2 separate regions of the Homo sapiens genome follow, and region 1 is linked to region 2. A link is a loop called in an ENCODE intact Hi-C map of the cell type or tissue named here. Cell type or tissue: CD14-positive monocyte. All regions are shown on one strand. Each heading gives the region's core, and the rest is flanking DNA. Links, peaks and the distances in the headings are about the cores only. Region 1 has its middle 42 kb from the start of NANOGP8. Region 2 overlaps ZNF770 (zinc finger protein 770).

Region 1 (2,919 bases), core at 201-2,700, 63 kb before region 2:
TGCAAGATTTAATAGAGTGAAAACAGAACTCCCATACAAAGGGAGGGGACCCAAAGAGGGTAGCCGTTGCTGGCTCCAATGCCTGGGTTTATATCCCGATCATTGTCCCTCCCCCTGTGCTCTCAGCCCATAGATGATTGGCTATTTCTTTATCTTCTGTTTTTGCATAATTAGCATTTTAATGAACTCTCTTTACTACCTGATTGGTAGTAAATTGGTAGTGTGAGCTAAGTTGCAAGCCCCGTGTTTATGTGGTCACCTTCCCAGCTAGGCTTAGGGATTCTTAGTCAGCCTGGGAAATCCAGCTAGTCCTATCTCTCAATAATACATTGTTCTGTCTGGAATTATTACATTTCCGCATAGTCTCTACTCCAGTCTCCCGAGGAAGGAACTATGCAATGTTTTCATCTGAACCACAAGGCCCGCCACAGTCCATGGCAAGTGTCTGGTGTTTTAATGAGGACTAAATAGATAATGCTGTAAAAACTCTCTAAAAATTATAAAATGTGGGCCAGGCGCCATGGCTCACGCCTCTAATCTCAGCACTTTGGGAGGCCAGGGTGGGCGGATCACAAGGTGAGGAGTTCAAGACCATCCTGGCCAACATGGTGAAACCCCATCTCTACTAGGTACAAAAATTAGCTGGGCATGGGGGCGCGCACCTGTAGTCCCAGCTACTCTGGAGGCTGAGGCAGGAGAATTGCTTGAACCCAGGAGGTGGAGGTTGCAGTGAGCCGAGATCATGCCACTGCACTCCAGCCTGGCGACAGAGCGAGACTCTGTCTCAAAAAAAAAAAAAAATTATAAAATGTGACACAAATACAGGCAGCTGTCATTGTTTATTCAATAAAGTTTAAAATGAAGAAATCTATTTAAAAATAAACACTTTAAAAGATAAAAGAGTGCTGACTCTTTAAAAAAAAAAAAAAAGTAACAGCACTGAGAAGAAGGTAAGTAGTATACTGACATGTGCAGGCAAAATGAATCACCAAAGTTCCCTGGAGACCTGATGGTCAGACTTTAAATGAACACTTTATTTGAATCTCTAACTCATTCACAGGGAAATTGGGAAATTTTCATTATTCTAATAATTGTGTTATGATTTTAAAAATCTAAAGAAATTGCCACATTCTAGCTTGCTTAATATTTCCACAGTGGAAATAAATGATAATACAGGTTTTACTGAGATTTTCCATTTGGTGAACACAGCAGGCAAGGAGGTGGCAGCTGAGCTCTGTCAATGAGAAATCAATTTGGGTTAGACTGATATGAAAATTAAACTACTGTACTGTATCAGAATATGGCAAAGCACTTTTAAATCTTAGCCTTCGTGATTTATTGAAAAGAAGGAAGTGACTTATTGGAAAGGAGGAAGTAAAGAAGAGAGTAGCAAAAGGAGTTAATGATGACGAAAGATGGAAGAAATGAGCATGAAAGCAGCCAATTCCTTCAGTTTTTGCACCTGTGTTTTATTACATTTAAAGGGAAAGCATCAAAGTTGAATTGATTTTATTTTTTCTCTTTTTTAGGCATAGGGAAAAAATTAAGGGATAAAAGAAAGAACTGTGATAAAGTAGAAATGAGAAGGAAGAGTTGTGAGTAACAATAAAATAGTTGGTATGAAAGAGCAAAGGAAAGACATGGAAACCCAAGAAAAAATAGGAGGAAGAGCGGGCAGCGTTGGTCCCTTTGTATAAAGTGTTTTTGTCACTCAAAATTATAAAACAAGTATCTTGATAATGGTTTAATATTTATTTTCTTCTGCTGCCGCAGCTTTAGGCTCATCACCCTACTTCTTATTCTAAAATGGTAAACATTGATGACAAGTAGCCCCTCTTTCTCACTCTACCCTTAAGTTTTTTTTGTTTTGTTTTGTTTTGTTTTGTTTGAGACTGAGTCTCGCTCTGTCGCCCAGGAGTGCAGTGGCACGATCTCGGCTCACTGCAAGCTCCGCCTCCCAGGTTCAAGCAATTCTTCTGCCTCAGCCTCCCAAGTAGCTGGGACTATAGGCGCCCACCACCACGCCTGGCTAAGTTTTTTTGTATTTTAGTAGAGACTGGGTTTCACCGTATTGCCCAGGCTGCTCGCGAACTCCTGAACTCAGGCAATCCGACCTCCTCGGCCACCCAGAGTGCTAGGATTACAGACATGAGCCACCACGCCCGGCCTATCCTTCAGTATTTTAACAGTTTTTCTTTAGGCCAGAATTTCAAGATCCATATATCTTGAAGTTTGGAGCAACTGCATTGAGATTATTTTTTCCAGAACAATAAAAACAAATTCTCAGTGGTTAGATAGATCATCAAAACATTAATAGTGGCCCAAACTGCTGGACTCCAAGCCATTCTAAAACTTTAGAAATGAAAACGAAATGGCTGTATTGGTTTTTGTTTGTTTGTTTGTTTTGAGACAGAGTTTCGCTCTTGTTGCCCAGGCTGGAGTGCAATGGCACAATCTCGGCTCACTGCAACCTCCGCCTCCCGGATTCAAGCGGTTCTCCTGCCTCAACCTCCCGAGTAGATGGGATTACAGGCATGCGCCACCATGCCCAGCTAATTTTGTATTTTTAGTAAAGATGGGGTTTCTCCATGTTGGTCAGGCTGGTCTCGAACTCCCGACTTCAGGTGACCCGCCTGCCTCGGCCTCCCAAAGTGGTGAGATTACAGGCATGAGCCACCCTACCCGACCAAAATGGCTGTATTGTAAACTTCATCTCTAAGATTGGTATAACTATATCTATAGGTTACAGAGTCTTTGTAAGAAGGAAATGAGTTCATGTATATAAAGCAACAAGAGTGAGGCACATAGCAAGAGCTCTATAGTTGGATTTTGAATGAAGATTCAGATTTAAATAAATATTTGTGCTTGAATTGTTTTAATAACTAAAGCATAAAAAACTTAAACATGCTATTTTTAATA
Region 2 (2,919 bases), core at 310-2,809:
CTATTTAATTCATACTGGACAGAGGCCCTTTGGCTGTAATATTTGTGGGAAATCTTTTAGACAGTCAGCTCACTTAAAAAGACATGAACAGACTCATAATGAAAAGAGTCCTTATGCATCTCTTTGCCAAGTAGAATTTGGAAACTTCAACAATCTTTCTAATCATTCAGGTAATAATGTTAACTATAATGCTTCCCAACAATGTCAGGCTCCTGGTGTTCAAAAATACGAGGTCTCAGAGTCAGATCAAATGTCAGGAGTTAAGGCAGAGTCACAGGATTTTATTCCTGGTAGCACCGGGCAACCCTGTCTTCCTAATGTACTTTTGGAATCAGAGCAAAGCAATCCTTTTTGCAGTTATTCAGAGCATCAGGAGAAAAATGATGTCTTCCTGTACCGATGCAGTGTTTGTGCTAAAAGTTTCCGATCTCCATCTAAACTGGAAAGACACTACCTAATTCATGCAGGGCAGAAACCATTTGAATGCTCAGTTTGTGGCAAAACATTCAGACAGGCTCCTCACTGGAAGAGACATCAGCTTACTCACTTTAAAGAACGACCACAAGGGAAAGTGGTTGCCTTAGATTCGGTTATGTAAATTGTCGCAACCACTAACAATTGTGGTCTCTGGTGATCTTATTTTTAAAGCCTGTATTATTTAAAATGCATTTTTATTGAAAGGCCTGCATTAAACTGAATGGTTTCACAGGCATTTGCTTGTCCTGCATAGTAAGGAGGTAGAATACATAGAAAATTAATACAATGTTTTAGAAACAGCCAAGTTAATTTTAGAGGCAAGAACATGATTTGATGCTATAAAGTAGGCATTTTAATATTGTAAACATATACTTTGGCTGTATTGAAAAATATAAATCCATGATGGCTGTACAAATAATTTAGCCTCATTCATTTTTTAAAGGAATTATTCCTTAAGACATGCCATCTCTTTTTAGATATACTCAAAAGACTGAGAGGCAAAACTTGGCTTTTAGCTGCAGCACATAGCCCTGTTATATTTGATTTATTTTACATTTCATATGAAAGCATAATTTTGTCCACATGTGACTCAAATTGCATTGGTAATTTTTTTTTTTTTTTTGTAAGTTAAAAAAACTACAGAGACACTAAAGGTGAAAATGGATGAGACAATTATAGTATTATTTTCATTGGTCTTTTTTTTTGAGATGGAGTCTCACTCTTTCGCCAGGCTAGAGTGCAGTGGCGCCATCTAGGCTCACTGCAACCTCCGCATCCCAGATTCCAGCGATTCTCCTGCCTCAGCCTCCTGAGTAGCTGGGATTACAGGTGCCTGCCATCACGCCTGGCTAATTTTTGTATTTTTAGTAGAGACGGGGGTTCACCAAGTTGGCCAGGATGGTCTCGATCTCTTGACCTTGTGACTCACCCGCATCGGCCTCCCAAAGTGCTGGGATTACAGGCATGAGCCACCGCACCCGACGGTCTTTTCAAAGCTATTTATTTTTAGGACTATGTGGTAATTTCACCTTCAGGTGATAAGGATTTTTTTTTTCTCCCAGCTAGTGCTATCTTTCTCAAAATAATTTAAAAGTAGGCGAGAGGCTAGGATGTACCTATATTTACCATGTTTACTTACCAGGAATATTTTCTAAGTGCCATAGTCTTTTTCATAATACGTATGAGTTTTACCTTTTCAGAGGAATAATTTCAAGTCATTTATTTGCTCATTAATGATAGCAGTAGTCATAGACTTAAGACTATTCTAGAGATCTTCATCTCCATAAGACTTTTACATTTATTTTAGTAAACTTTTCTTTCTATGCCTCTTTAATGGAGTGGTTCTGTTATTTAAGCCTGTTCTAAGTTTGATCAAATGGCAATGACTAGGTCTAGTTTTAGTTTTTATTTTTGCAGGAGTCTATTGCTAAAGAATTTTATTTTGATGCTTGTTAAATTTTTATTTTAATTAATAAGGTAGTCATTCCTGTAGAGGGATAAGATGCTTGTAGAGTTGTGGGTATCATTCCAAATAGAACTGTTATGATTTGGGAAATATTCTTTACTACAAAGGACTTATTTCATAATTACAAATTTTCCTTCATATTTGCCTTTGTTTATAAAATCTTCAGGAATGACATTCTCTAGCAATAAAAGGAATGAACCGTTATGTTTCTAAGCTGAAAAGAGGAACAGGTGGGTAATTATCCTGCCATACTTAAATATAGTGGAAAATCCTCTATTGAGAATGTGGATAAATGAACAATTGTAAGTTTTGCATCATAAACTGAGAACTTTCTTTTGACAGGGGGGAGGCGGGAGGGATAGTAGGTGGGGGTGATCTGCTTGCTTCTTTTACCACAGGTGATTTTTAAGTAACTTGGGTTTAATTTACAGAGATGAAACATGACAGTCTGAGTAAAATACCCAGTGATGTAGAAGTGTGCCTGTTTATTATGTAGATACAGACATCCAGCAAAAACAGGAGAATCACATGCTTTAAAGAACACTTTCTCTTAGGTTTCCTTGAGATATGTTCCTCCAGTGCAAGCAAGATAATGGTTTACAGAATTTGCTTTACACAAAACTTGTCAAGAACTCATCTGTTAAAAGCAAGGAATAACTAGTTTATATTTTCCAATAATGTTCAAGGTTTTCTCCTTAATATGTTTGAAATTATTGATTTTGGCATTTTTCTAAGCAATTTATGTAATTTTATTTGAAGAAAATGTTTTGTATAATGTTTTTCCCAGCCTAAACAGGGAGAGTCCTAACAGTGTTGTGCTTGTATGATTCTGAGACTTTATTTGCGTAAGTGATACTACTATACTTTATTTTTGACCCATGCCTTTTTAAGCTGTTTCATATTGAAAGGTGGAATATTGTAAAAATTTTGTCAAAGATGTACTGTAGTGCTATTTGAAGTACCTGTAACAAAACAGT

What was found. Hi-C counts contacts between places; a loop is a spot of excess contacts. Peaks named below come from ENCODE experiments on the same cell type or tissue, not always from the same donor. Only the 100,000 strongest peaks of a DNase experiment are listed, where the experiment ranks them.
Region 1: a loop joins it to region 2, with 7 times the contacts of the local background. A loop is called at or near these places in 5 of 110 quality-filtered maps.

What each region holds. Positions count from the first base shown.
Region 1 is chr15:35,041,969-35,044,887 of GRCh38, reverse strand. No RefSeq gene overlaps it. Among named protein-coding and RNA genes, the nearest start is that of NANOGP8, 42 kb to the left of the region's middle. In CD14-positive monocyte, for the core only: no CTCF peak of the experiment used is centred there; a DNase peak (open chromatin) is centred at 1,367; H3K4me3 peaks cover 460 bases; H3K27ac peaks cover 1,401 bases.
Region 2 is chr15:34,979,038-34,981,956 of GRCh38, reverse strand. It overlaps ZNF770 (zinc finger protein 770), which reads left to right. Exons shown (of 3, transcript NM_014106.4): 3 at 1-2,919. The coding sequence ends at 598. Among named protein-coding and RNA genes, the nearest start is that of ZNF770, 7.8 kb to the left of the region's middle. In CD14-positive monocyte, for the core only: a CTCF peak has its summit at 1,258; no DNase peak of the experiment used is centred there.